Linked DNA regions of Mus musculus: all the other regions are linked to region 1. The links are chromatin loops, found by intact Hi-C in ENCODE. Cell type or tissue: left cerebral cortex. All regions are shown on one strand. Links, peaks and the distances in the headings refer to the core of each region. The heading gives the core; the rest is flanking DNA.

Region 1 (6,037 bases), core at 609-5,608:
ATTGTCATATATTCAGACAATGTATTTAGATCATATCAACTTCCTGCTACCCACCTCTAATGTTCCAGGGAACGCACAACCCATCTCTCTCCAAACTTTATAACTCTACTTTGCATTTATTATGACTGTGTCCCTGAGTCCATTTAGTGCTGACTGTATGTATGCAAATGTGTGGCCACCCCCTGGGGCTTGGGGCTCTCAGTAGCAAGGTCCACAGAGAACAAGGACTTCTCCCCATTGCAACAGTATCCACCGCCAGTAACTCCTCCATTTGGATTGAAGCCTTCTCCATTCTTACTGTCTTCCTCCGTCCCTCCCTCCCTCCCTCCCTCCCTCCCTCCCTTCCTTCCCTCCTCTCTCTCTCTCTCTCTCTCTCTTTCTTTCTTTCTTTCTTTCTTTCTTTCTTTCTTTCTTTCTTTCTTTCTTTCCTTGCTCTCTCTCTCCCCCTCTCTTCCTCCCTCCCCTCTCTCTTTCTCTCTCCCTCCTCTTTCTTTCTTTCTTTCTTTCTTTCTTTCTTTCTTTCTTTCTTTCTTTCTTTCTTTCTTTCTTCCTTCCTTCCTTCCTTCCTTCCTTCCTTCCTTCCTTCCTTCCTTCCTTCCTTTCTCTCTTTCTTCCTTTCTTTCACATACTTAAATCACTTTATTTATTTATTTATTTACTTTTTTTTTAAATAAAAATATTTTTGTGGTAGCCACAGCTGGAGCCTGGGTCCTCTGAACAGAGACTCTGGTGTGGGTTTTCACTAGATGATCAGTGAATTCCTGATAAGGAGACTTGGTGAACACAGTCTCTTTCCAGAGGTCAGGGTTCAGGTAGCTGTAGGTCTTGGAGGTGGCATCAAATGTGGTCTTGGCAAAGTTGCTCAGGGTGGCAGAGCAGCCTTGGCTGAAGTGTAGCAGTCATCTATACCAGCCATCACCAGGAGCTTCTTGGGCTCAGGAGCAGAGACTGGAAAATCATGCCAGTGCCTCTGGGGGCAGGGATGAGACACACCAGCACAGAGCCACATCGGCCTGTCACCTTGCATGGAACAGTGTGGGGCTTGCCAATCTTGTTCCCCCAGTAGCATCTCCGCATAGGGACGATGGAAAGCTTGGCCAAGATGATGACCCCTCGGATGACAGCGGCAACCTCCTTGGAGCACTTAACACCAAGACCAACGTGACCACTGTAGTCCCCAATAACGACGAATGCCTTGAACCTGGTCCACTGGCCAGCTTGAGTCTGCTTCTGCACTGGCATGATTTTCAGAACCTCATCCTTTAGGGATGCACCCAGGAAGAAGTCAATGATCTCAGACTCCTTAATGGGCAGGGAGAACAGGTAGATTTCCTCCAAGGACTTGATCTCATGTCCTTAACCAGGCGGCCCAGCTTGGTGACAGAGGTCCACTGAAGGAAGACACCAGCCAAAGGGCTGCCTCTCTGTGCAGGGAGCAAGTAGCCCACCCGGCCAGCCGCCCAGACCTACCTCCTCGTCTTCAGCTTTACCTCCACGATCCCCGCGGCCTTGATCACGACCGCAACCCTGAAGACCCTGGCTGTCTCTCTCAGGAACCTCTCACTTATAGAATATGTCTCGTATCACTATTGTACACCTCCACTCACAGCAGCTTTGGTTGCCTGCACAAAACCCACTCAGGATCGAGGCAGTCACAATTCCAGCAGGGATTTCTCTGGGAAAACACCAAATGGCAGGTGAGGCCGGTGTAGCGGGAGGGCCAGGGGTTGAGAAATAAAGAGGACAGGAAAGTTTGGGATCAGGAGATCCTGCACAAGCCGGTGTTCCCACAAGCAAGTTTATTAAGAAGCACAGCATCTTATATACGTTTTACGGGGCTGATTCTGCAGCATGCAGGGTCCAACACTGGGTAAGAGCATGGCTGTCTTTTCCCTACCTGCAGCCTGCATCCAGCAGGGAGGGTTTCCTGCTAAGTTTGAGACTGATTTTTCTGTGTCATGTAAAAAAAAAAAAAAAAAAAAAAAAAAGCCCGATGTTTGCCATTGTGCACCCCAGAACAACGGCAATAGCCGATAGCGTGTGAGTTGATTCTTGTACCTCTGGGGTCTCCCTGCCCAAGGGCTGCTAGGGAGGTATCCTGTGCCCAACTTAGATTTTCCCTCAATAATGAATGTTTTCTAGGGTCACGATGGTCCATCCAGGCAGGGTACCTCTGTTCAAACTCATTTTTAATATTAAAAATTAAAAGAAATAACTTACAAGTGTGTAGATTTCGACATTGGTTCTTGTACTCCATAGTACAAGGGAGTCCAAGCTTTGCCTGCCTGACCCTTAGCCCTCCATTGTCCCATCCCCCAACACTCTCCCCGTGAAAACCTTTAACCCTGAGTATCCCATCCCCAACAGACCTTCATGTCCCGGTTCTCCCACCTCCCCTAATTACATCTTTTTACGTGAGCTTCAAGATTATAGGTTTTCATACAGACTTTTCAAAAAGTAGGGAGTGCTCCGTGAATCTGCACGGGAGACAAGCGGATCTCCGCATCATTTCAGCTTTAGTACATATGCTGCTGAGGTGAGTAGACAGGGAGGCCCACACTTGGACAGATGTCCACTTGCTGATATTGGATTGAGACTTATACTCTGTCGGGTTCCCGTCTCTTACTCTGCTTTGACGCTTCAAGTCACCTATGTTGATAGCTACTGATCTTGAATTTCTCAATTTAGTTTTGGATCTAGGCAGCAGCAGTTATTTTTGGATCTTTGTAACATTTATTTCTTATTAACAGCACAGGTTTTGTGATTTTGTTTAGGTATGTGATCTATGTATTTTAAATTTTTTATGCATCTGAGAGTGGTTATCTTGAATTTTTGCCAAGTAACACATAACCTAATGTGCTTGAAAAAAAATTGGAGACATTTATGAAATCCAATAAAAACTTCATTTTAGGGGGTAAGCAATCTCTAAAAATCAAGTTACGGGGTTGGAGAGGCAGCTTAGCAGTTAAAAGAACTTGCTATTCTTGCAGAGGACCCTGGTTTGGTTCTCAGCACCCACATAGCAGCTCACAACTGTCCACAACTCAGGAACAAGCTCTGATCTCTTCTGATCTCTGTGGGCAAAGGGCGCTGCATGTGGTGGGCAGACATACATACAGGGAAAACGCAGATACACATGAAATAAAGACATCTTAAAAAAAAACCCACATCATTTTGTCATATGTATTCAACCAAAGTTGTTAATCTAATATTTGAATATGCTTTGTTAACAGTTAAAAGAAGTAAACCCTAGTTGCCCTTGACTCAGTGTGAAAGAAGAGTTTGGTTTTTTTTAATACCAGTCAGAGCAGAATTGGTTTTGTGGCTGGCAAATGTGATTCTTTTTATTTGTTTAGGTATCTTATCTGTTTTGTCACATTAATGTGTTTGGGTGAGTTTCCGGACGGGTTTTTTTTTTTTTTTTTTTTGCTTTGTTGAGCTCAGGATCCTTCGTGTGCATATTGATAGCATAAATTTTGGCTGATATTTGGACATCACGGGCTTAGATATCAGTCTTTACTGTCTTTTACGCAGGGGGAGCCATTTACGAACCAAGCAAGAGATTCTGGGGGAATTCATGAATTCTTGGTGAGGATGGGTGGGTCTTCTCTTATCTCTTCTAATTTATCTAATTTCTCTGGGTTCAGCCTTTTAATTTTCAACTCACGATCTCTGTCTCCCTCTACTGTCCATCTGTGGTAATGCAGCCTCCTGGGCGCTGCGGAGAGATCTGAGCTCTTGGCTGGGAAGCTGCCAACCTCTCCTAGCTCCTACAGGGACCCAGCCTTGTAGGGATAGAAACAAGCCTCCCCCCCCCCCGCTCCCCCCCCCCCCAGTCCCCAAGTCCAGGACATTGACTTCACGTCACATCCCTATTTCTGTTCCTAGGAAGTAGCTGCGAAGTGGAATCTCCGGCTGCTCTTTAGAAGAGAACTGCGCACAAATGTAAAGATGTTTCCTGCCAACTTCGATGCCATTCTGGCTGTGCTCACAATGAGGGTGCTTGCCTGGTTAACTTAATTCTTTAAACGCACATTTTTGGGAACTTCAAACACGAGTCCACGGTAGTTACATCACTTCCACCCCACCTCCCTCACTGCTCTATCTCCTTCCATTCCCCAACAATCGCCTCTAAGAGCCAAGACCTTTTCTGTGTTACTGTCACACACAATCCACTGAGTACACTCAATGTCCGTGTGTACGCGCGTTTAGGGATGATCAATCAGGATGGGGAAACCTACCCCGGGCTTGTGCCTCCCACAGCGGCCATAGCGCCTTGTCTACACCAGCGGTTCTCAACCCATGGGTCTTAATGCCCACAGGAGTCACCTAAGACCATGGGAAAGCACAGATATTTACACTACGATTGAAAACAGAAGCAAAATTACAGTTATGAAGTAGAAACGAAATAATTTTATGGTTGGGGAGGTCATCACAACATGCGGAACTGTAGCGTTAGGAAGGTTGAAAACCATTGAGTTACACACACTTAATTTTTCTGGCACTTTAAGAAAATAAAAATTCATCCTGTATATCCCCATTAAATAGGTTTCTGGAGCAGTAATTGATTAATCCACTCTACTCTCCTGTGGCAGTGTGTGCTCCTTGCTACCTGCTCCAGTGCTCTGAGGATTCTAGAATGAAAGGCACACACACACACAGCCTTATATTATAATATGCCTTAAATAGCTCAATGGCTGGGCCACTCCCAAACTTCCACACAGCTAATGTCTCCCCTCTGATGCTTCTAAATTATTACTTTCTAAAATCTATATTGTATTTTTGTTACCCCAGCCCCAGGCCTGTGGCCTTCCTAGGCCCTGATCCCCGACGCTCACATGTTGGCAGTCTCTCTGTCCCTCTGTCCCTCTGTCCCACACTCCTCAGGCCTGGACCTCCTTCCTCTCCTGGCAATGGCGATTCCCCTTCTTCCTCAGTTCCTTGTCCACAAATCTGAAAGTCCTGTCTCCCTACCCAGCCACTGGCCACTGGCAACTTTATTTACCAATCAAAGCCAACTGGGGGCAGAGACCCTTAGAGTCTTACAGGAAGACATGCAGGTTCCTGTGTAATTTTAGGAGCCGAATTAACACAAGTAGCCTTAGATCCAATCCACAACAGGTTTCTATAGAGGGAAGAGGGCCCAGGATGTCGTCCTGATTGTGTAGGCATAAATAATAAAAAGTTTTGAGGATGCAGCTCTTGTGTGACAGGTTAAAATAAATGGAATGTTAACACATGACACATATGTTACACACATATGAAAGGTCACACAACAATGTATCTGATGAATTAAATCATGATTCTTACAATGGAAAATATCTATGTGACACAGATATCAGCAAATGCAAATTTTTTCTTTAGTATGAAAATTTTCTCCCTTTCTAGCCCTTTCTTGACAAAGAAAACAAAGACATTGTTATTGAAAAGCTCTCTGTTTTGGTCTAAATTTGGGGGTGGGGCAGCTGTAAAACTCAATACGTTTTAGGAGGGAATCAAGCCTGGGTCCTCTGCAAGAGCAGCCAGTGCTCTTAACCACTGAGCCTCACCCCCTGTATTGGCTAGTTTTGTGTCAACTTGACACAGCTGGAGTTATCACAGAGAAAGGAGCTTCAGTTGAGGAAATGCCTCCATGAGATCCAACTGTAAGGCATTTTCTCAATTAGTGATCAAGGGGGAAAGGCCCCTTGTGGGTGGGACCATCTCTGGGCTGGTTGTCTTGGGTTCTATAAGAGAGCAGGCTGAGCAAGCCAGAAAAGAACATCCCTCCATGGCCTCTGCATCAGCTCCTGCTTTCTGACCTGCTTGAGTTCCAGTCCTGCATCCTTTGGTGATCAACAGCAGTATGGAAATGTAAGCCGAATAAACCCTTTCCTCCCCAACTTGCTTCTTGGTCATGATGTTTGTGCAGGAATAGAAACCCTGACTAAGACACCCCCCTTTGGCCTTTTTTTTTTTTTAAATTTTATGTTGTTTGAACAATCAATCATTCCTTTTTTTTTTTAATTAGGTATTTTCCTCATTTACATTTCCAATG
Region 2 (6,037 bases), core at 738-5,737, 55 kb before region 1:
GATTAGTTGATTTCCTGTGAGGAAAAAGCAGGACTGGGAATATAACTCAGTGGTGTAGTACTTTGTAGGCCCTGGGCTCTGTTCTCAGCACACAAAGAAGAAAAAAGATGAAAAGAAATCTGGGCACTTTCCTCCACACTGGAAATGACAGAAAGCAGATTACTCATTGCCCAGTTCTCCTACAGTTCCAGATCTATGCTCCACGTCAAATGGCTGAACATATTTCTGTAGTTCTGTTCATAGCTGGGGAATATCTTGTTTTTCCTGTGTTTAGAAAGACACTTCCCCCCTCCCCCATCTTTTATGGTACTAATGATTAAACCTAGGGCTTTGCACATGCTAGACAAGCACTTTATCACTACATGCATGCATGCATACATATATACATACATACACTATCATATGCCCTTACTCTCTCACCCTCTATGAGACAGAGACTGTCTTCCTGGCTGTCCTGGAACTTACTAGGTACACTAGGCTAGCCTTGAAGTCAGAGATTCATCTGCCTTTGCCTCTCAGGTGTTGGAATTAAAAATATGTGCCAGCCACCATGCTTTTTGTTATTTATCTATATGTGTGCGCATGCATATATACATATGTATGAGGTGGCAGAGACAGGCAGATCCCAAAGGCTTGGTGCCCAACAAGTCCAGCCAAAATAGCAAGCTTCAGGTTCAATAGAGGTCCTATCTCAGAAAATAATGTGAAGAGCTAGGCATCATGGCACACACCCTTAATCCCAGCTCTTAGGAGGCAGAGGTAGGAAGATCTCTGAGTTCAAGGCCATCCTAGTCTACAGCCTGGCCCTGAGTTCCAGGACAGCCACGGCTATACAGAGAACCCTGTCACAAAACTAAATAAGAGTAAAGATTCATAAGCTGGTTCAGCAGGTAAAGACACTCACTGCCAGGCTTGATGGAACCTGAGTTCAATTCCTGGAGCCCATGTGGTAGAAGAAGAGAACTGCATGTGTGTACCTCATGTATATACAAAATGTAAATAAATAAGTGTAAAAAAAGGTGGAGAGTGATAAAGAAATCTGATGCTGACCTCTGGCCTCCATACTTACATGCATAGGCTCATGCACTGTCTTCCCCCACATACAGCCTCCCCCACATACAAATTTCAGTCTCTCTGTCTCTGTCAATGACACACACACACACACACACACACACACACCCTTGAGATTATATAAAAGCCCTTGGACACAGCCGGACGTGGTGGTTCATGCCTTTAATCCCAGCACTCGGGAGGCAGAGGCAGGCAGATTTCTGAGTTTGAGGCCAGCCTGGTCTACAAAGTGAGTTCTAGGACTACACAGAGAAACCCTGTCTCGAAAAACAAAACAAACAAACAAAACAAAAAAAGCCCTTGGACACATAACTGCTTTCTCTCTGATTTTTCCCTCAACCTCTCCTGCCCAGTGCCTCTGGACTCTGGCTGTGCCTTGGTGTTCCATGCTTACTTGGTACAGGGCCCCGTGGCTCTTTATGTTTTGCTGACATGTGCCTCTGTCCTTCAGCCCGTACCATGCCTTGCTACTTCTCAGTGACGAGAAGTCTCTGCTGAGTGAGCTTCCCATTGACTGCTCCCCGGCTCTGGTGCGGGTGATCAAGACCACGTCTGCTGTGAAGAACCTGCAGCAGCTAGCCCAGGATGCCGATCTGGCCTTGCTGCAGGTAGGCCTGGGCACTTGGAGGAGTGGGAACAAGAGGCCTCTAGGTACATTTAGGGAGGCAGCCTATGGGGGATCAGGAAAGCAGACTGCCTGCCATGCTGAGTCCCTAATGTCTAGCAGACAAATAGATACTACACGTCCTGCCACAGATGAGGGTAAGGAGGCTTGGGGTTCTGGTATCTGGTCACACTTAGAGCCACGGGACTGATGTCTTTCTCTGTTAAGCAGAGGTGAGGCAAGCCTTGGGAGAAAGGAGAGAAGTGTCTCCAGCAAAGGCCTGGAGAGCAGCTTGGGAAGTAGTAGTGCATGGTGGATCTTCCAGCTCAGCACAGGCTCACACTGGCCTATGAGCAAGCATGTGGGAAGTGAGAGCGAGGACTTGAGTGGTAATTTAACCTACTGTGTGGCTTCTATTTTTTGCACATTTTCCTACCTCTCCTTTAAAAAATTTTTTTCTTTAAAGATTTATTTATTTTATGTATGTGAACACACTGTCATTGTCTTCAGATGCACCAGAAGAGGACATTGGATCCCTTTACAGATGGTTTTGAGCTATCATGTGTTTGCTGGGAATTGAACTCAGGACCTCTGGAAGAGCAGTCAGTGCTCTTAACCACTGAGCCATCTCTCCAGCCCCCTTGTTTTCGTTTTTACTAAAATACATGTCTTTAATGATGAGACATGCAGAGATGCAGCCTTGTTTTGGAGGACAACTAAGTCCAATCAGATGTTCAGAGCAAACCTTCCCTGCAGGACTGCGGGTTTGCCTCTTTCCATCTCTGATGCCATGGGGCTAGGATCCAAGTGAGGTACGCTCCACATGGGTCCCTTTTGTTCTGCTCCTTCTCCCCTTTTATCCAACCCAGCCCTGGAGTCATCAAGATACCCTCATTCTTGTGGCGGAAGACATGTGGCAGAGCTGGAGAGACAGCCCCTTGGCAAGTGTGTGTGGCAGCCCTTTGGGCTCAGAGAGAAGGCCTGTAGCTGAAGTGTAGAGGAGGAAAAGCACAGAAGAAGCTGGATTCAGGGGCCTGGAGTGTAGACTGGGTCACCTGTGCCAGGGCTGTGGGTGCAGGACCCAGGGAATGAATGCCAGTATCCTCACCTGGTAGTGCTATGCACCCTGAGGCCACCAGAGGGTAGCAGAGGCCTACCCAGGACCTCAGTTTGCTCAAAGGCCAGCCTTCTCAGTAGAATGAAGCGGCCACAGCTCTGACACCTCTCAGGTCCCTCTGGCTAGGCCTCCTGGCTCTGTGTGGGGCTGAGAAATGGGTTGGCATCACTGGAGGTTTTTGCTTTGTGGGCCCATTGGGCTGCTTTTTCCAAAACCCTTTCTCTTTTCAGGATAAGTTTATCCCTTCTCTATCTCTGACTCTTCATAGGCTCTGTGAGAGCACCTAGCATATGCTGCCTGTGTAGTTCAACTTGGCATCCTAAGCTGGACAAGATTCAGCAAGGAGCTCATTGTGCTTCCCTCTAGTATCAAACACAGAGGTTTGAATGTGCTCACTGTCCCTGAACGCCCGCAGAGAGGGGCGGTGCTGCTGTTCTGAGGAGTCTGGGCTGCTATTTTCACTTCCTACCCCACGTCTAGAAAGGCTTTACTAAGAGGCTGTTTGAAGGAATCTGTGCTAGGACTGTGCCTGACTTCACTGTCACAGTCCTTTGATAAAGCTTTGATGTCTCTTCCATTTCCTTGTCTAGGTCTTGACTGGGATCAGGGAGGAGGGTGTTTCCTTCCGAACTAACTCCCTGCTGAACCTGATTTAAATCAGAGTTTACTGCTGGCATGCCCGTGTGAAACCCTGTGAGGTCTCACCCTGGCCATTCTCTGCAACTCACCTCACTATTTTCTGTGACTGCTGTTTCCTGTAGATGTCTCTGGGGAGCAGTGATCCTAGGGTGGGGCTGAACCTTTGGGGAACACCTGCCTCAGGAGTGAATGTCACACATGATACAAGGCCACTTTGATGGGCCTTGTGGCCCACTTGTGTGATCTAAGCCCTCAGATGCTAATGGAGAAAGATTTTTTTGTTTGTTTGTTTGTTTGAGACAGGATTGCTCTGTAGCCCTGGTTGTCCTGGAACTTGCTATGGTATCTTGTGTATTTCCTGGTATCTGAGACCTCAGGAGAACAGAATGGGAGGATGGTCTCTGGGGAAAGCAGGGTGCATAGGGGCCTTTGAGTATGCAGGGTCAGGTAGGATGAGACTCCATATTTTATGACTTTGGAGTATGGTGCTGGTGTCTGTGGACAAGAGAATGCTGTGCTTCTGCTGGAGCCGTCCAGCCCATGCTCCAAGCACTCCAGTGTCCCTGTGTTCATGTGCCTACTGCCTAGCAAAACCGTGGTCTCCAAGTTTAGTCCTTCGATCTCTCCTTGGTCTGCAGGTCTTCCAGTTGGCAGCTCACCTGGTATACTGGGGCAAGGCTGTCATCATCTACCCACTGTGTGAGAACAACGTCTATGTCATGTCTCCCAATGCCAGTGTGTGTCTGTAAGTACCAGTGGCTGCCAAAAATCTGGAATCTGGAGCTAGAAAAGCCCAGCAGGACCTTTTAATGGCGAATGGCGCCCCCAGTGGCCAGGCCTCAGTGGCTTTGAATCCATGAGGCCAGATCTCACTATATCCTGATGCTGCCTGCCCATATCGTGCTCAGATGCAGATCACAGTCTGGTTTGGTGTTGCCCATGGTACAGCCATCTCTCCTTGGCTGAAATCAGAGGGGTTCTGTGGTTCCTGCCACGTCTTAAGGGACAGTATAATTCTGCCATCTGAAGGCCTGTTGCATCACCATACTATATTCTGTTGTCATTATGCTCACCCAGATGGTTGCTGTGAGTATGGGAAGGGCACTGACCATGGCTGTCTGCCCCAGGTACTCCCCGCTAGCTGAACAGTTCTCCCGGCAGTTCCCGTCCCATGACCTGCCATCTGTCCTGGCCAAGTTTTCCTTGCCTGTTTCTTTATCGGAGTTCAGGAGCCCTCTGGCTCCCCCTGCACAGGAGGTGAGTCATTAGAGCCCCTGTGTAGCTTACAAGGTAGACTGGGTATAACTGCCTGCCTAGTGGCCCCTGATTCAAAGGCTCTTAGCATTGTTTACCTTTGTGCCATGGTTTGGGGGATTTACTAGCAAGCACTGCAGGCTTCCTCACCATGGGCATCCTTAGGACTAGGACTGGGACTGGTTTATGTTTGTCAGAAGGGCATTAGCTTTTCCTGGGCTGGCAGGATTCCCTGTGCTGCCTCTGGGGCAGGGGCTTCTCACAGGTGGAGGTACCGACAGCTTTGCTCTCACTAAGCCTGGGCCCTGTTTTCCAAGGCAGTTCAGTTCCTGTATCCCTTCCCCTGGGGGCTTAGGAACCATGGGATCTTTGTGTGGAATCCTATGTTGCTGGGCCTAGAGTCCTTTTCCTAAGAAGACCTACAGTGTCAGGCTAGGGTTGAGTCTTGGATGGGGGCCCTGAGTCAGGACAAAGGCTGGTGGCAATTAGAGGCTGGTTGTGGTGGGGGTGCTTCTCAAGGTGTGGGGGATGAATTTGCAGTGGGCTGTCAGTCACTTCTCACTGCCCCATGCTCAAGAGATGGTGAGATGGTGACTTGGAGTCAGAGCAGCTTTGCCCCTTCCCTGTGTTAAGTGCTTTGAGCTCCGAGGGAAGCTAGGGAAAGAGCACAGGTGTCAGAGACAAGCTGGGTGACCTCCATGGTTTATCTTCAAAAGCAAAGTATTTGCTTTAATAGCTGCCAGATACACTGGGCAAAACCAGTCCTCAAAATCAAATACTTCCCCTTCTCAAATTGTGAATGGGAATAAGATCCTGGGTTTTTAGCTCATTTACATGCTGAGTGTGCCAGAGTTCTAAAGCTGCCTTTCACTGAGCCCTTCGTTTCCAGGAAGGGAGCCAGGAAGATGAAAGATGCACTTTGCCTCTGCACCTCCCTCCTCTCCCCCAGGCAGCTCTCTGGGGGGGAGGGCTTGGCAGTGCTCCCATCCCAGCAGAAACTTCCCAGTTGTCTGGATAACGGCTGATCTTCCAGGCCGTGTCTGAGCAGCTGCTTCAGGCCTTGTCAGGGGCCTGGGATAGAGCTGTTTGGTTTGCCACATCCCAGAGACATACTGTCTAATGCTTATAATGCTTTTGTGTTTTATTTTTTACATTTTGTGTTACAATACCTTCAATTCTTTAGAATTCTATTTGGTTTTGACCATGATTAGTATGTATAACTTCCTCCCCAGTAACCCAGCCCCCTTCCATGAGTGACCTGGGCAGCAGCTTTTCTGGGCCTCTCAAAGATGTGAGCACTGGTTCTGTGTTCACACACCTTGCTGCTTGGTGTCTGTGCCTGAGAGATACTT
Region 3 (6,037 bases), core at 615-5,614, 110 kb before region 1:
CTCTTGTGGAGGACCTGGATTCAGTTTGCAGAACCTACAGTGGTGGCTCATAACTATGTATAACTCCAGTTCCTGGAGACCTGACACACTCTTCTGACCTCTATGGTCACCAGGCACAAACTTGGTGTGCAGCCACAAGCAGGCAAAACATCCATACACATAAAACAATTAAAGATGATTTTATCTGCCCGGCAGTGGTGGCGCGCGCCTTTAATCTCAGCACTTGGGAGACTGAAGCAGGCGAATTTCTGAGTTCAAGGCCAGCCTGGTCTACAGAGTGAGTTCCAGGACAGCCAGGACTACACACACACACACACACACACACACACACACAATGCCTTTGTGAAGTTGTCAGTGGAAGAGTAGAAGCCAGAGGCATCAGATTTCCCTGCAACACTCCAGCCTTCCTTGTTTATTTATTTCTTTAATTTTAATTTTGAGGCAAGGCCTCAACAAGAGCCCTTGTTGGGTTTAGTACTCACTGTGTGGAATACTGTGGTCTTGAACTCACAGAGATCCACCAGCCTCTGTCTTCAAGATGCTGGATTAAAGACGTATTCTACCACACATTGCCCTGTTTTGTTTTACAATGTGTGACAGCCAGGGCTGCAGAGATGGTTCAGAGCCTAGGACCGCTGGCTGCTTTCCCACAGGACTTGGGTTTGATTTCCAGAACCCCCATGACAACTCATAACCATCTCATCTTGAGCTCCAGGGGAATCTAACGTATTAATCCAAAGTTACCAAGCTTCTAAACTTATGTACAGAAATGGGTCTATGTCTGTAGCACCAGCTTCTAGACTGCAAGGACACAACATGCAAAACATCCATACAGGTAAAAAATATAAAATTAAGCCCGGCGGTGGTGGAGCAAGCCTTTAATCCCAGCACTTGGGAGGCAGAGGCAGGTGGATTTCTGAGTTCGAGGCCAGCCTGGTCTACAAAGTGAGTTCCAGGACAGCCAGGTCTACACAGAGAAACCCTGCCTCGAAAAACCAAAATAAATAAATAAATAAATAAATAAATAATTATATATAGAAAGAATTTCAAGCCAGCCTTATCTACATGGCTTGTTCCAGATCAGTAGAGATAACTGTAAGAACTACCCATCAGTTTTAGTGTCCATCTGTGCATGTGTGAATGCTGGTGCCTGTGGAGTACTGAAGACAACATGGAATCAATCAATCTCCTTTTTAAAAAGATTTATTTATTTATTATTCATTTGGGTAAACGGCAGCTGTCATCAGACACACACTAGAAGAGTACATTGGTCACCATTACAGATTGTTGTGAGCCACCTGTGGTTGCTGGAAATTGAACTCTGGGTGTCTGGAAGAGCAGACAGTGCTCTTGACCACTGAGCCATCTTTCCAGTCCCCAATCAATCTACTTGAAGCTGCCATCATAGGTGGTTATTAGCATCTGATGTTCAGTTCTGGGAACTGAACCCAGGCCCTCTGCAAAAGCATTACATGCTCTTCCTGCTGAGTCTTTTCTCCGACCCCCTCTTCTGCACGTTTGACTCTATGTGAGTATCTACATCGAAGTTTGTGCTGTCGACATAGAACTGTATCTGTAGATGAGTTCGGACTCTTGGTGACTTTGGGTGAATGTAGTGCTTACTAGTCCCCACTGTGTGTTAGGAACATCAGTTAATCCTATTTAGTAAATTTGGTGAATAAGCCATAAAAACAAGACATGGAGCAGTACTTCCCCAAGACCTCTATCTCATTTCCCCGGTCAGGCTCCTTCCTGCCTTGTGTTTTGCCCTGAATTCTCGTGTCTTTTCTAATTTACAGCTGTAAGATTAAATAAATGCTTCCCCCACCCCAAGTCACTTCTGGTCATGAGGTTTTATCACAGCAATAGAACCCTAACCAGGACAACTGTCTAAAACATACCCAGTAGCAGGCAGGAGAAGTCCCCTGTGAGCTGCTGGTCAAGGGAATCTGAGAGACTCCAAAAACAACATGCGCTCTTGCTTTTCCGTTTTTCTGTCTCCCAGAGAGTTAAGGGAAGTCCTTAGTGATGGAGACACCTTGCGCTTTGGACATGGGACTCAAAAGACTCATGCTGGATCTGACCTGAAGGCTTCCTCACTGACGACTGGCCTTCATTGTACAGAAAGGTGCTATGCAAAGTGCCGAGGGAGGCGTGCAACCAATGGTTCTACAAAGCTCTCCCTGCTATGAACCAGAGCAATGACCAGCATGGCGAGATATGCCTGGGGGCGGGAGGGTAGGGGTACTCATTCTTGGCAGTAACCAACAGCTGCCTAATTGGATGTAAGCCTGCTCAATGATGGCGGGTGGGGGGGAGTCCACTCTGTCAGTGTTTTTCCCATGTCATAGAAGTTTGTCATGCATGTGCCATAGTAGGAGATGATCTCACAGCTCCTTCTACTTTCTCATACCGGACAGTTTGCCTCATGTCCAGAAAGAACTGAAGGCCTGACTAATGGATGTTCAGGGCATGTTCCTTAGCCTGAGAGGTAGCCAATGTGCAGGTTAAAAAAATCAGTTTTTTTTTTTTTTTTTTTTTTTTTGCCATGAATATGATAGACCTTAAGCAGCCAGAAGAAACTACCTGCCTTCTCTGAAGTCCACTGAAGGTAGGATTGGAGGGCCCAGTGCCACCTTTCTACACGACAGGCTTTGGTGCTAGACAAACCTTATTCTAAGATATTGAGTCTGGCATACAGTGCTTTAACTCCAGACCTCCTGACACTGAAGTCCCTAATACACATACCCTGGGCATGGCAGGGTTGGGCAGGCAGCAGTTCAATGATTAAATGTCTCTAGGACAGTGCCCAGTGTGTCCTGGACATCCACTGACACCCTCATTCAGCATTATCAATACTGTGAATCCCATGTGGATCCAGGCAGGTGACTGCCTTGCAAATAGGACCAGGCCTAACCCATCTGGATCTGAGCAGAGTCTAGAGAATGACCAGAGTGGAAGCCCAGGAGAGGGTGATGACTGGGGGGCACACACCATTGTTTTGAACATTGTCACTTATGCTGACTTGTGCCCTCAGTTTCCATCACCTTTCTGAGAGACAAAGCCACAGTTCTGTAACTGATGTGGCCAAGGCTAAAGGCATGGATTTGTACCTCGATGTCATAGGACCCAACAGCGGAGACCCCTGAGCTTCCTCTGTTGCTTGAGAATATGTGAAGGTGCTAGGACTGATCCTCCAGCTGCAGTGGGACTCCTGGTACCACCCAACCCATGACCCTTTGGAAGTGTGGTCTATAAAGCCTTCCTTTCTACTCTGTTCTCGCTAGGCAGCGAGAGCCAGTTCATTCACTGTGGGCATGTCTCTTTCCTAGTTAGCTACAATTTGTGCAGCTTGGAGCACTTTGACACAGGAGACCCCCCCCCCTTCCCATCTCAAACACAGAACACAAACAAACAAAAGGTCAAATAAAAATAAAAAGAACCCAGGTTGAAGAGATGGCTCAGTGGTTAAGAGCATTGACTACTCTTTTGGAGGTCCTGAGTTCAATTCCCAGCAAGCACATGGTGGCTCACAGCCATCTGTAATGAGATCTTATGCTTTTTTCTGGTGTGTCTGAAGACAGCGACTGTGTACTCATATACATAAAATAAATAAACCGAAAGAAAGAAAGAAAGAAAGAAAGAAAGAAAGGAAGGAAGGAAGGAAGAAAGAAAGAAAGAAAGAAAGAAAGAAAGAAAGAAAGAAAGAAAGAAAGAAAGAAAGAAAGAAAGAAAGAAAGAGAAAGAGCCACTCTGGAGCCAGGTATGGTAGGTAAACCAAGGTGGGTGGGGATTGGGGGATGGTTTGGAGAAAGGGGTGGAAACAGAAGGATCAGGAGTTCAAAACCAACCTATTTTTTAGTATGGATTTGAGAGACCAGCCTGGGTTACATGAGAACATGAAATTTATCTCAAAGGCAAAAACACAATAAAACAATACAAACAAGGGATGGCTGCCTCCCATATGAGATCTGAGACACCAGCTTATCTGTACTTTCAGTCTCTTGGAACCTTGTTTAGGAGTACTGGACGCGGGGAGTATATTTCTCTCGTGCCCCTCTGCGTCCAGGACAACAATGCAGCCCTGGGGAGGTTTACTCAAACATTGTGAGCTTTAGGAAGGGCATGGGTGGAGACTATAGAACCCTGTATCCCCAATTCAGCGATATTTGGAGACCAGTGCCGAAGTCACGTGACCCAGAAACTTGTCCAAGGAGGCATGCATCTCTGGGCTGAAGTCTCCAGGATAGTGCCTGGCGAGAGTCACCAGCAGACAGTGGCTGAAGAACTGAAGAAAGAGAACCGCCACGCCTTGCCTTAATTTCTCCCCTACACCAAGCCTTGAAGGGACCCACATCTCCAGCAACCCGGGGTGAGCTCAATACAGGACTCACCTGGAAGTTAGCAGGGTCCACACAGAGCTTGTGCGCATGTAGATCACTGAGAGCAGACAGAGAAGCAGGCAGGTCGTCCAGGTGCTGGGTAGCGAGAGTCAGTGCATCGGCCACCTTTTGGGCATGGGCTTTAACCTGGCTAGAGCCTGGCCTCAGGTCCAAGTGTGGGAAGTAGGTTTTGGTGGAGGGGAAAGCCACGAAGGTCCTGTAGGAAAACAGGGTTGGGCTCAGCCGGACCCGGAGGTACAGAGAGCCGGTCTTCGCCCCGCAGTCCGTTGGAAGATGAGCCCGAGGGCGTACCTCTCCAAAGCCTCGGTCGCGTAGATTCCGACATTGCTGCCCATCTTCTTCCAGAGCGCAAGGACCAGCCACTGATCATCCTGGGACCGAGCCATCTTCAGTGAACTGAGCCTTGCGCTCTGCCCGCTGGCTGAGCTCAAAGACGTCCTGAAACACAAGAGGCCGCCAGGGGGCGCTGCATCGTTCCAGGATGCCTAGGTGTTCACAGATTCTGGTTCAGCTTTGAGCCCTCTGTTTCCCTGGGCTCCCCCTCCACGCCTTACATTTTAAAGTGTTTACTGCATGCACATTGGCATATAATATGTACTATCGATTACAATGGATTTTAGTGTTCATTTGGCACTGTCGGCTCGTCCTGCCTCCCGAGTCGTTCGGAAACTTCACAGGTTTTCCTTTCTTATTCATTATTGAAAAGGACTGAGTGTCAGGAGCCCGTACCCATACTTGGTCTTTTTTTTTTTTTTTCTCCTGGAACACGTCTCCTTTCGTTAAATATCAACATAGTTAAATCTGCATTTAAAGGGGATGGACAGATGGCTCAGCAGTTAAGAGCACTAACTGCTCTCCCAGAGTACCTGGCTTTGGTTCACAGCACAAACATGCCTGCTCACATTTGCCTGTAAATTCAGGTCAGGTAGATCCAAGCCCTCTTCTGTCTTCCACAGTCATACAAGAGATGCACAGATATCCATGCAGCCCAAACACCCACACGTGTGAAATAAAATGAAAGAGATTTAAATCTACATTAAACACCCCTTTCAATCTGGGTCTTGTGGCACAGGTACAGGTTAATCTTAGCACTTGGAGGCAGATGTAAAAGGATGTCTGTGAGTTCAGGACTATCCTGGCCTACATATGGAACTCCAGGCCAGCAGTGCTACATAATGAGACCCTGACTCTGCCTAAACCACTTCAGATAAAAATCCCCTTTAATACATTCCAACTGTGGGGGCTGGAGAGATGGCTCAGTGGTTAAGAAGATGGGACTGCTCATCCAGAGGTCCTGGGTTCAATTACCAGGAATTACATGTGGCTCAAAACTATCTGATGCCCTCTTCTGGTTTGTCTGAAAACTGCTACAGTGTACTTACATAGTTAAAATGAATAAATAATTCTTCAAATAAATAAAATCTAAGTCTGTTTCAAAAATATATTCTTATCAGAGCTGTGAGAATTAAGTAGATGAAAAATATTATATGCCTGGATCATAGGGCAAATTCCTTTGGGGACAATGACCTTTAGAGTGCCTATTATATATCTCAATAATGACAGCAATGATGACACCCTCGGTGAATACATCATCATTACATGAAAGATTCTGTTCTTATTTGGGTTTTTGTGTG
Region 4 (6,037 bases), core at 699-5,698, 970 kb before region 1:
GGCCAAATCAGAGTTACCAGGAGCTGTAGGAGCAGATTTTTGTCTAGGCAGACTTAAGCGCAGACCTAGTCCATGGGCTGGTTTGTGTGACTGTACAGGATGCAAAGTGATCAATGTGCATAGCTGCATGGAAATAGTGATGCTTTGGTGATAGTCATGTGGTAATCACGTTTCATACAGAATATGGTAGGCTATTGATATTGAATACATTTTTTAGAAGAGGTAACATTTGAATATTGAAATCTTTATGGGAGGAGAGATCTAAGATTTTGAAGCTGCTTTTGTCTAAAGTTAAAATGGAGGGAACACCACTTTAACCAAGACTAGTCCTGTTCTATACAAGATGGTCCTGCCTGCTTGCTAACTTGTGAAAAATGTTTACATATAAGTGGGAAGTATGAAACAACTGCTTGGTTATGAAAAGGCAAAATACATGTCAGTTTTTTTTTTTTTTTTTTTTTTTTGGATCTTTCAAGACGGTTTCTCTAGCCCTGGCTATCCTGGAACTCACTTTGTAGACCAGGCTGGCCTCAGAAACCTGCCTGCCTCTGCCTCCCAAGTGCTGGGATTAAAGGCCACCACTGCCCAGTATCTCAAAGCTTATTAAGCTTTGCTAGGTAGCCCACTTGTGACTGAACTGTAATTTCTGTCTGCAGTGCAAGCTGTTGGTGTAAACTACTTGTGCAAGAACTACAGAGCTCAGTTAAAGCAGTTTTTGCTGGAGCACAGGCAGAGAAGTTATGCAAACTGAACAAGAGTAGCTTTATGTGGTGTTGTCAAAACATGCAAGTACCTTGATTTGGCTTAAGGAATCAAGTTTTTTTTTAGGTTTGGGACTTAGTGGGGTTTGGATTCTGGGAATAGGTTAAAATTGCAGGCTATCAACCAGTAGAATAGTTGAGTCTTAGAGACTTTAAAATTTGCTGGTTCAGTTAGAAGTACCTGGTTTGTTTTTGTTGTTGGTGGTGAGATTATTCTCCATGTAATAACCCTGGCTGTCCTGAATTTGTAGACCAGGCTGACCTGGAATTCAAATTTTCCTACCTCAGCTTGCCCAGTGCTGAGATGATGTGCATGCCACTATACCTGGCCAAGTACCTGTTTTAGTGGTCAAGCATGTCTAGTAGCAGCAGGTGACTCACTGGATTCACTGGAAGGGGCAAGAGTCCTGTGGAGCACTGTAGAGGGAGATTAAGAGGTGATTGTGATTTGTCAAAATTGATGCATTAAAATGAATGTAAACCTTTAAGAAAGAATGTTGTTGGCTACCTGGTTCCTTACTAAGGCCTGCCTGCCTGTTCTTCACTACTGTCCCTGGTAATGCCTGTCACCCAGAAACTTTCTCACTTGTCTCCCACACACATGAAATATTCCTACCTTTGGTCTTAGCTTCATGTTGCCAAGTTCTTTGGACTATCTGCCGTTAACTTTGTATTCTTCAGAACACTGGATAAAAAAAGGTCTAGTATCTCTTCATTGCTCTTGATAATCTGGAGATTTAGTGTGCATGTGGGGTGTGTGTACACACATGAGTTAAAATCTACATGTGGAAGTCAAAGAACAACTTGGTTAGATTATTTCCTGTCTTAACATGGGCTAAAGTTGAATCCTATGAACACATCTTATTGCCATCCCCCCACTGTTTTTTTTTTGGGGGGGGGGGCGTATCTTGTCTCAGGACTGGCAACATAATAGGACCACAAACAGCAGTGGAGTGAGTTTCAAGTTAGCACTTAGTGCCATTTTGAACATTTCAAAAGTCATTCAATATGTATATTAACGCTTAACTGGGCTTCAGGGTGTAATTGAAAAGTGACCTAATTTAAGTGACTGAACTCAACAGAGTTTTGATGATTCAACTCTAAGAAAAGGTTGGTTTCTACACAAAATTGAGAAATATGAAAAGATAGGGATTATAGCTATTAGTTTGCCTTTGTCTTTATAATGTGCCCCATCTCATTGTATGCTCAAGTCTTTTGGCAGGCAAGGAAGAACATTCAAGTCTAGGACTAACTATGCCACATGTGCAGGTACTCAAATACTCAACTGCTGAGCCAGCTCAGTAGCCCCTATCCCTTTTCTGAGACAGGGCCTATGTAGCACCCAGGTGGACCACTAGCTGGCTGAACCCAAGCATAAGCCTGAGCTGATCTGCAGCTTCTACCTGAGTGGCTGGGATCACATAGAGCTGAATGCTTCTATCCATTTTCTAGTGGGTGTTGGGAATTGAACTGTGAGTCTACCAAGCTACACCCCCCAGCACCAGAACTTTTGATTCTTGAATTAATGTCCTCAGACCACCAAATTTTTGGGACTGTCTTGTGTGATGACTGAGGTCATCAAACCACTGTAGGTGGGACAATAGTTACCCATTGTATTCAAAAGTAATGAAAAACTAATAAAGTGCAGATAGGAAAAAATTAATTTTAGCCAGAAGATACATGAAACATGTCAGCAGATACACGTGTGCCAGTCTGTAAAGCAAGACCACTTTTTGGTTCAGCCCTATTTGTGGTTTGTCATTTCACTCTATTGGTTGGTTGGTTCCAGAATTTAGGAAGTTACTAGTAACTTTGCAAGGCTAGTTCAGGCAGCCCAGACAATAAACATAAAATCAACTTCCTTTCATGCAACAATTCTCTCAACAACTCGATTTCGCAAAGGTTTTCAGGATTTGTTTTTAATACTGCCCCCTTAGCCTCAACTTTGAAAAAGAACTGAAAGTCGCTTACAGGGAGGTCTGGTCCTTGGAACAAATACTATGTTTCTATAACTTGAGAAATAACACCACCGAGCAGCACCTTCTTCACTTTGCTCCAGCGAACGGGGAATAACAACCACAGCTACGGACACAAGGCCTTTAAATCAAATAATCCGAATTCCTGAGTTTTGCATTTTGAGCTCGTTCTCTAGTTTCTTGCCCACTGTGACCTGTTTGTTTTAGCATCAGTCCAAAGCAGAACTTGGCTGACCCAGGCTCTAGACAGAATGAGGCAGGCCTCTGACAACAATATCTACATTTGGGGGTTAATGGAAGGACAGAAAAAGTTCAGGGTTGGTGATCAAGGGCAGGAAAACTAGCTGCTTAGATTGCGAACTGAAGAGGACCTGGAGTGAGCGCTGACCAGAGTCCTGGCTACTCCCAGGCATGTAGCCATTCAGGGGCGAGGTTACAGCGACATTTTTGAGCCGCTAGGTGGTAGCCGTGTGCTTCCAAAACCCGGGTCACCTAACTAGAGAACGCAGCTGGAATCCCTAGAACCGACCTTAGAGTCCCAGAGCGGGGGAAGGGAGAGAGACGCCCCTGAGACTTTGCCATCTCCTACGGCAAAACAGAAGAAGGCGTTACTTAGCGTAGTCATCCCACGGTGGTGGTTGTGGTGGTGGTGCGTGTGTCTGGGAAAAGCCACTATCTTGCGTGGCCTAAGGGTAAGGGTAAACACGACTCCTTTCAGTTGAGTCACCCCACCGGGCGGGCCTCGTCTGTCCTCCCCTTGCTTCCCAACTCTAGTGGATGTGAATATGAACAGCAAATGTGAGCATTCTTTGGGAACCCCGCCTGCTCCATTCGGCCAATATTAGCCTTGTGTCGGAGAGCTCCGACGGCTTCCAGCGCTCACCAGGTCCAGCTTCGTGGGTTCTGCCATGCTGAACGGCCAGTCCCATTGCCGACAGTATTGAGTGCCTCCCCTCCAACCCTGAGCCGCCAGAAGGAGGAGGCAGCGGAGAGGCCGCGGCAGGCAGGCGAGCAGGCAGGGCCGGCTTTGATGTGGGCGCGGCGCACCCAGCCGCGCTGAGCGCCCGTCCGGCCGCGCCCCGAGGGGGGAGCCCCCGGGCCCCGCATCCTCATTGTGCCGGCGCGGGCCCGGACCCGCCCCTGGCCCCCCGCCCCCTCGCCGCCCTCGCGTAGAAAACGCCCCGGCCGCCGCCAGCGGTGGGAGGCGGCGATGCGCACGGCCGGAGAGACACAGAGGAGGAGACATGAGCCGGCGGGCGCCCAGACGGAGCGGCCGTGACGCGTTCGCACTGCAGATGCGCGCCCCAGCCTCGGAGCGCTGACCCCGGCCCCGCTAGCCTCGCGTCCCGGTTGCGGCGCCTCTGCCGCAGCACCCGCCGTGCATGCTGCCCCTGGACTGAACCCGCAGCCCGCGTCTCGCGAACGTCCAGACGGCCCTCCCGTCCGCCCGCTTCAGTCCAGCTTCCCCGCACCGGCCGGGCTCCTCCCGCACCGCGTTCGCCCCACAGCCCCCGCGCCGGCTCGGAGGGCGCAGCGCTCCGGAGGAGCCGCGCGGGGCGCTGATGCCGCAGGGCGCGCCGCGGAGCGCCCCGGAGCAGCAGAGTCTGCAGAAGCAGCCGGCAAGGAGGGAGCAGCAGCAGCGGCGGCGGCGGCGGCGGCGGCGGCGGAGGCGCCCGGTCCCGGCCGCGCGGAGCGGACATGTGCAGGCTGGGCTAGGAGCCGCCGCCTCCCCCCCCGCCCCGCGATGTATTCAGCGCCCTCCGCCTGCACTTGCCTGTAAGCACCCGCCCGGGTCTGGCCACCCTGCCTGGATGCCTGTCCCTGTGCGTGTGTGGCTCTGTCTGTCTGTCCGCCCGACTTTCTGCTACGTGTCTGTCTGTCTATCTGTGCCCCTTCCTCGGATCTCACTGACCTCCTCTCCCTCTTTCTCCCGCAGGTGTTTACACTTTCTACTGCTGTGCTTCCAGGTTCAGGTACGTGGGCTCCTGAGAGTCGAGTCGTGTCTCTCCCCCACCCCCCTGCCAACCCCAGCGCGCTCTTCTTCGAGGTGCTGGCCGACCCCCCTTCCCGGGACCGCGCCCCCTCTCGGTGCCCCACCCCTCCTGGGCAACAAGCCCAGTGCACCTGTTCCCAGGGCGCAGAAGGGCGGCTTCGCGCGCGTCCTGCGCTGGCGGTATCAGGCCAAGGGCTAGGAGCTACTGCTTGAGCCAGTGCAGACTGTCGCGGCCTCGGTCAGCCTCGGTAGGGAAATCTCTCAGAGTCGGAGGGCTGACTCTGGCCCGAGTGATGTGTGGGACTCCAACCTCCGACCACAGCTGGCGAGGTAGGGACCTAGAGGTTTTTATGCCAACTGTCCCTTTACGGCTTGCTTGTCCCTGCAGACAAAAAGGTTGTTTTCAGCTAAGTGGATTTTGAGTCCAGAGAGAGAGAGCTTTAGTTGTAAATTACTCTGTGTGTGTGTGTGTGTGTGTGTGTGTGTGTGTGTGTGTGTGTGTGTGGAGAGAGAGAGAGAGAGAGAGAGAGAGAGAGAGAGAGAGAGAGAGAGAGAGAGTTCTCCCCATCCTGCTGCGCTCTGCTCCACATGTCCTTGCCCAAGGTGGTGCAGCCCAGGGCTTGTTCCCTGCCTGGTCCCCGTTCGCTCTCTGTGAATCAGAAAAGGGCTTGGCGCTCAGCCTGGAAAGCACTTGCTAAAATCTGATCTGTTACTTCAGCAGCTTTCAGACTCGGGAAGGTCTTGGCACACAGACAGTTGGAATGCTCTGGCTTCCAAAGCCGTGGAAATGAAGGAAAAGGGGGGGGGGGGTAGGGAGTCGACTTCAGCCCCGATTAGAACCAGACCAGGGCTGCCTCAGCATGGTGTGTGTGGGGCGGGGTGTGTGTGTGGGGGGGGGTGGCAATAAGAATAGGAAACACCAGCTGCCCAATACCTCCACCTACCTACAGCTACAAGGGAGGGGACCCAGAATAAACTGGACATAGGCCAAAAGAGGATTATCTGTCCCCTCCCCCTCTCCGTGAAAGGCAGGTGTCCTTGCAGGGCTAATGGGAAGATGCTTGGTTGTAGCCTTCTGAGTTCTGGAGATGCCTGGAGACAGCCCTGTGCACCAGCTAGAGGTGGTTCTCCCAGTTTTCTGGTACAAGGAAGTGTGTGTGTGTGTGTAGCTGAGGCCGTGGTTCCTAGTTCAATCTTCACTGTTCCTTGGGACAGACATGAAACTCAGTGCAAAACCAGTTGAGACTCTGGGCTGAAAGGATAGATGGATGGACAGACTGATGGCTCTTTCCTTCTATTGGCCAGGC
Region 5 (6,037 bases), core at 519-5,518, 120 kb before region 1:
CATGGGCACTGGCCTGCTTCATCTCTCTTGGCCTTACTTACACCAAGCTTTACAGGTGGACAATGATGCCCATGTCACAGGGATAGGATAGGAAGAAAATATAGTGTCCCAGGGAACTCTCATGGAACCTCACTCACCCTAATTTCTTCTACACCATAAGCAGTTATTGTGCCGTATTGTATTGTTTTTTTTTAAAAGACTGTAATAATTTTTTATTGCTACAATAATTTAGAAATACTTGCAATGGTTCTCTCTGCTGCAAAAGCGCTCATGTATCCAGAGGGCCTGTGTCTAGACTCTCTACCCTCCATTCCCTCCTGAGGATTCCCTCTCTATGTCTGTCTCTGCTACAAACCCCGTACGGCCTCCCCTGGACCCCACCTGGTACAGCCTCCCCTTCATTTTCCAGCCACAGAAATACAGTCACCATGGGAGTGACGCAGACTGGCCCATCTTCTTTCTATGGTGGCAGTTGCTCCATTCTTCATCACTGCATGTCAGCCTATTGTCCTTCAGTTCCTAATTCATGGATTCAGCCATCTGTGCATCAGAGGTATCCAGAAAAATAACTGTGTCTGTGCCAAACCTGAACAGGCTGCTTCTTGCTGTTGTTCCTAAAAGACCCCAGGCCACTGTCTCCTCCACATTTGCATTGAGTAGATAAGAGCCAGATAAAGGATGAGCCATCTAGAGCAGGTGTAAACCCTCTTCATGTGTAGAAGGATGTAGAGTCAGATTCGGATTCATGAGGGTCCTGGATACCCGTAAATGCTGGTGTATGCTTTCTATAGGATGCCTGAGTAAGGTCCAGCCATGGGTCTCCTTCATTCTTAACATCCTAGTGGCATTGCTAGGACAGACCCATCTCAGACCTCAGCAGAAGACCTCACTTGAATTCAACCCATGGTTCCCAAAGAAAAGTCTGGTTATGCCTGAATCAGGTGGTATAACCCAATATTCTCCTTCAGCTTGTCCATCAGCCTATACTTACCTGTGCTGACCTTGGCATTTGGGGACACACCTGTCATACATATACAGAGGCATCACACACCAGGTATACATGTACAGCAGCACCACACACTAGGCACATATGTACACATGTACAGCAGCATCATACTCCAGGTAAACATGTACAATGGTACCACACACCAGTCATAAACGTACAGTGGCATTCAAAGGCAAGAACACATGTACAGCAGTATCACACACCAGGCACACAAGTACATTGGCATCACCCACCAGGCACACATGTACAGCAGCATCAAACAGGAGGTGCACATGTACACATGTACAATTGTACAGTGGAATCACACACCAGGTACATGTGCACAAGGGTATCAGCCACCAATCATAAATATACACTGGCATCAAATTGCAAGAAAACATGTACAGCAGCATCATACACCAGACACACATGTACAAAGGCATCACACACCAGGCACACATGTATAGAGGTATCATATACCAGTCATATTATACAGTGGCATAAAACCCCATAAACACATGTACAGCAGTATCATACATCAGGCTCACATGTACAGCAGCCACACACACCAGACACACATGTACAATAGCACTACATGCCAAGCACACATGTATATTAGCATCACACACCAGTCACACATATACAGTGACATCACAACTAGGAAAACCTGTAAATTGGCATCACACACCATATTCACATGTACAGCGGCATACCACACCAGGCACACATTACAGAAGCATCACATACAAGTTACACATGTACAGTGGCATCATATATCAGGTACACATGTACAGCGGTATCACACACCAGGCACACATATACACATGTACGGACACATCACACACCAGGCATACATGGACAGAAGCATCACACACTAATCATAAATAAAAAGTGGCATCACAACCAAAGAACACATGTACAGCAGCATCACACATCAGGCACACATGTACAGCATTATCAAACACCTATCATACATACACCGAGGCATGACACACCAGGCTCAAATGTACAGCAGCATCACACACCAGGCACACATGCACAGAGGCAATGCAGCCCTGGGGAAGTTTACTCAAACATTGTAAGCTTTAGGAAGGGCATGACTGGAGAATAAGCTGCCCTGCTTCCTCAATTCAGCATTACTTGAAGTCCAGTGCAAAAGTCACATGACCCAGACACGTGTCCAAGGAGACATGCATCTTTTTCGCCGCTGAAGTCTCCAGGATAGTGCCTGGCGAGAGTCACCAGCAGACAGCAGCTGAAGAACTGAAGAAAGAGAACCGCCCCGCCTTGCATTAATTTCTTCCCTACACCAAGCCTTGAAGGGACCCACATCTCCAGCAACCCGGGGAGAGCTCAATACAGGACTCACCTGGAAGTTAGCAGGGTCCACACAGAGCTTGTGCGCATGTAGATCACTGAGAGCAGACAGAGAAGCAGGCAGGTCGTCCAGGTGCTGGGTAGCGAGAGTCAGTGCATCGGCCACCTTTTGGGCATGGGCTTTAACCTGGCTAGAGCCTGGCCTCAGGTCCAAGTGTGGGAAGTAGGTTTTGGTGGAGGGGAAAGCCACGAAGGTCCTATAGGAAAACAGGGTTGGGCTCAGCCGGACCCGGAGGTACAGAGAGCCCGTCTTCGCCCCGCAGTCCGTTGGAAGATGAACCCGAGGGCGTACCTCTCCAAGGCCTCGGTCGTGTAGATTCCGACATTGCTGCCCATCTTCTTCCAGAGCGCAAGGACCAGCCACTGATCATCCTGGGACCGAGCCATCTTCAATGAACTGAGCCTTGCGCTCTGCCCCCTGGCTGAGCTCAAAGATGTCCTGAAACACAAGAGGCCGCCAGGGGGCGCTGCATCGTTCCAGGATGCCTAGGTGTTCACAGATTCTGGTTCAGCTTTGAGCCCTCTGTTTCCCTGGGCTCCCTCTCCAAGCCTTTCATTTTAAAGTGTTTACTACATGCACATTGGCATCTAATATGTACTATCGATTACAATGGATTTTAGTGTCCATATGGCACTGTCAGCTCGTCCTGCTTCCCGAGTCCTTCGGAAACTTCACAGATTTTCCTTTCTTATTCATTATTGAAAAGGACTGAGTGTAATTCTCTTGTCAGGAGCCCATACCCATACTTGGTCTTCTCTCTCTCTCTCTCTCTCTCTCTCTCTCTCTCTCTCTCTCTCTCTCTCTCTCTCTCTCTCTCTCTCTCTCTCTCTCTCTCTCTCTCTCCCGGAGCACGTCTCCTTTCGTTAAATATCATAGTTAAATCTACATTTAAAGGGGATGGAGAAATGGCTCAGCAGTTGAGAGTACTAACTGCTCTCCCAGAGTACCTGGCTTTGGTTCACAGCACAAACATGCCTGCTCACATTTGCCTGTAAATTCAGGTCAGGTAGATCCAAGCCCTCTTCTGTCTTCCACAGTCATACAAGAGATGCACAGATATCCATGCAGCCCAAACACCCACACGTGTGAAATAAAATGAAGGAAATTTAAATCTACATTAAAAATCCCTTTTAATCTGGGTCTTGTGGCACAGGTACAGGTTAATCTTAGCACTTGGAGGCAGATGTAAAAGGATGTCTGTGAGTTCAGGACCATCCTGGCCTACATATGGAACTCCAGGCCAGCAGTGCTACATAATGAGACCCTGACTCTGCCTAAACCACTTCAGATAAAAATCCCCTTTAATACATTCCAACTGTGGGGGCTGGAGAGATGGCTCAGTGGTTAAGAAGATGGGACTGCTCATCCAGAGGTCCTGGGTTCAATTACCAAGAATTACATGGTGGCTCAAAACTATCTGATGCCCTCTTCTGGTTTGTCTGAAAACTGCTACAGTGTACTTACATAGTTAAAATGAATAAATAATTCTTCAAATAAATAAAATCTAAGTCTGTTTCAAAAATATATTCTTATCAGAGCTGTGAGAATTAAGTAGATGAAAAATATTATATGCCTGGGTCATAGGGAAAATTCCTTTTGGGACAATGAACTTAAGAGTGCGTATTATATATTTCAGTGATGACAGCAAGAATCTACGAAACACTCTTGGTGAGTATAACATCAGTACACTAAAGATTCTGTTCTTTAAAAAGGGGGAGGGAGAGCTGGAGAGATGGCTCATTGGTTAAGAGCACTGACTGTTCTTTCAAAGGTCATGAGTTCAAATCCAAGCAACCACATGGTGGCTCACAATCATCTGCAATGATATCTGATGCCCTCTTCTGGGGTGTCTAAAGACAGCTACAGTGTACTTACATGTAATAAATAAATAAGTATTTTTTAAAAAGATTCTATTCTTGTGTGTGTGTGTGTGTGACTATGTTCAGGCTCCCAAGTTCTGGAACTAGAACTATGTGGAACAAAGCCCTGTGCATTATAGCAATCCTGGATTTGTACACCTCAATGACATCACCTTCATCCACAAGCTTGTGCAGTCTTCACTACTATGCATTTTCAGAACTTTTACTAACTGAAATAAAACCTCTAGCCCACTACCTGTAACCATCCAACCTCCACCAAAAGGCTCTGTCAACCAGGAGGCTACATACTGTCGCTACAGATTCCCCCAGTTTTGATATTTTACAAACATGAAGCTATGCACTGTGTGACATTTGTTCTGTTGGTTTCTTCCACTTGACTTTTTTTTTTTTAAGGATCAGACACATTGTATAAAAAATTTACACTTTGCTCTAAATAGCTGAAGAATATTCTCATGTAGGGGTACAAATGTACCTCAGTTAGTAGAATGCTTGTGTATGTATGTATGTATGTATGTATGTAAGTACATATACTAGCCTTAGTTCAGTTCCCAAGCAATGCATAAACTGGACATGAAGGCACATATCAAAAACCCAGCACTCATGGGGTAGAAACAAGAGGATCAAGAGTTTCAGGGCATCCTTATCTATATAAAAGTTTTTGAGGCCAGACTGTGCTACATGAAGCCTTATCTGAAAGAAAAAATGGAAGAAAGAGAGAGAGAGAGAGAGACAGAGAGAGAGAGAGAGAGAGAGAGAGAGAGAAGAGAAGAAAGAAAGAGAGAAAGGAGAAAGAAAGAAAGAAAGAAAGGAGAAAGAAAGAAAGAAAGAAAGAAAGAAAGAGAGAGAGAGAGAGAGAGAGAGAGAGGGAGGGAGGGAGGGAGGGAGGGAGGGAGGGAGGGAGGAAGGAAGGAAGGATGAAAGGAAGGAAGGAAGAAAGAGGACAAGAGCAGGCATTTTTATATGAGTTACCCATTGCCTACCCACATGCTCATGTGATGTCTATTTTTCACTGTTTTTCTAGTAGATCCCACACTGGAGTACCAGCGACATTAAGGAGTTCACTCCCTGAGAGGGCCTGTGATAAGGACCCTCCAAAGACGATCTTTGGCTTCTTTGGCTCAAGGAGAAGACACATGGCTGTCAGTGGAGGGCTTGGGAGGGACTGCTGCCCAGACTCAGAAGACATATGTGTGTGTGTAGGCATCCAATTATGCTTTTTGCTCTGAACCTTGTCTTTACTGCCCCATGGCTAAATGAGCTAGAAGCGTCCCCACACTAAACATGACACCTTTGCAGACGCAGAGAACCAGGCATGCAGGCTTCTTCCTACTCAGGCTTTATTCAAAGACCAAGAGGTACAGGTGCAAGGGAGAGAAGAAGGGCATGGCCAGAAGGCAAGCCCCGCAGAAGGCAGCTTAACGGTACTTGGAGGTCAGCACGGTGCTCACAGAGGCAAGGAATTTATCCAGAGAGGCATGCACCGCGGGGGTGAAATCGGCAGGGTGGTGGCTAGCCAAGGTCACCAGCAGGCAGTGGCTCAGGAGCTGCGGAGACAAAGTGGACACCCTGATGCCTCTGCTCCCCTTCCTGGGACCACTATGTTCCCTGCCTTGGGCACGAGGACCCCCAAGCCCTTCCTAGGGGTCCCAGATGCCGCCTGCCAGGTCCCAGCGCATACCTTGAAGTTGACGGGATCCACACGCAGCTTGTGGGCATGCAGGTCGCTCAGAGCAGACAGGGCACCGGGCAGGTCATCGAGGTGGCCTGCAGCATTGGCCAGAGCATCGGCGACCT

What was found. A loop is a pair of places that touch in the nucleus more often than their neighbours do. Peaks named below come from ENCODE experiments on the same cell type or tissue, not always from the same donor. Only the 100,000 strongest peaks of a DNase experiment are listed, where the experiment ranks them.
Region 2: a loop joins it to region 1, with 6 times the contacts of the local background. A loop is called at or near these places in 20 of 42 quality-filtered maps.
Region 3: it touches region 1 in a loop (5-fold over the local background); 15 of 42 quality-filtered maps call a loop at or near these places.
Region 4: it touches region 1 in a loop (10-fold over the local background); 2 of 42 quality-filtered maps call a loop at or near these places.
Region 5: it touches region 1 in a loop (2.7-fold over the local background); 13 of 42 quality-filtered maps call a loop at or near these places.

The regions. Positions count from the first base shown.
Region 1 is chr11:32,180,350-32,186,386 of GRCm38, reverse strand. It overlaps the pseudogene Gm12109. Among named protein-coding and RNA genes, the nearest start is that of Il9r, 17 kb to the left of the region's middle. In left cerebral cortex, for the core only: a CTCF peak has its summit at 3,685 (motif pointing left); a DNase peak (open chromatin) is centred at 3,701.
Region 2 is chr11:32,235,439-32,241,475 of GRCm38, reverse strand. Nprl3 (nitrogen permease regulator-like 3) reads left to right here. Exons shown (of 13, transcript NM_181569.3): 8 at 1,523-1,679; 9 at 4,070-4,176; 10 at 4,559-4,688. Among named protein-coding and RNA genes, the nearest start is that of Mpg, 12 kb to the right of the region's middle. In left cerebral cortex, for the core only: CTCF peaks have their summits at 940, 2,808 (motif pointing right) and 4,253; DNase peaks (open chromatin) are centred at 2,864, 3,155, 4,234, 5,615 and 1 more place; H3K27ac peaks cover 3,722 bases.
Region 3 is chr11:32,285,765-32,291,801 of GRCm38, reverse strand. It overlaps Hbq1b (hemoglobin, theta 1B), which reads right to left and starts at 4,838. Exons shown (of 3, transcript NM_001033981.3): 1 at 4,695-4,838; 2 at 4,395-4,599; 3 at 3,890-4,288. The coding sequence starts at 4,789. The coding sequence ends at 4,160. In left cerebral cortex, for the core only: a CTCF peak has its summit at 4,848 (motif pointing right); a DNase peak (open chromatin) is centred at 4,856; H3K4me3 peaks cover 355 bases.
Region 4 is chr11:33,145,718-33,151,754 of GRCm38, reverse strand. It overlaps Fgf18 (fibroblast growth factor 18), which reads left to right and starts at 4,355. Exons shown (of 5, transcript NM_008005.2): 1 at 4,355-4,513; 2 at 4,674-4,710. The coding sequence starts at 4,482. RefSeq lists an enhancer at 3,750-3,780 and promoters at 3,595-4,538, 1,088-4,538. In left cerebral cortex, for the core only: CTCF peaks have their summits at 3,194 and 4,278; DNase peaks (open chromatin) are centred at 4,369, 4,491, 5,022, 5,419 and 2 more places; H3K4me3 peaks cover 1,828 bases; H3K27ac peaks cover 224 bases.
Region 5 is chr11:32,296,830-32,302,866 of GRCm38, reverse strand. Hbq1a (hemoglobin, theta 1A) reads right to left here and starts at 2,798. Exons shown (of 3, transcript NM_175000.2): 1 at 2,655-2,798; 2 at 2,355-2,559; 3 at 1,994-2,248. The coding sequence starts at 2,749. The coding sequence ends at 2,111. Hba-a2 (hemoglobin alpha, adult chain 2) reads right to left here. Exons shown (of 3, transcript NM_001083955.1): 2 at 5,922-6,037; 3 at 5,557-5,787. The coding sequence ends at 5,659. In left cerebral cortex, for the core only: a CTCF peak has its summit at 2,817 (motif pointing right); a DNase peak (open chromatin) is centred at 2,833; H3K4me3 peaks cover 188 bases.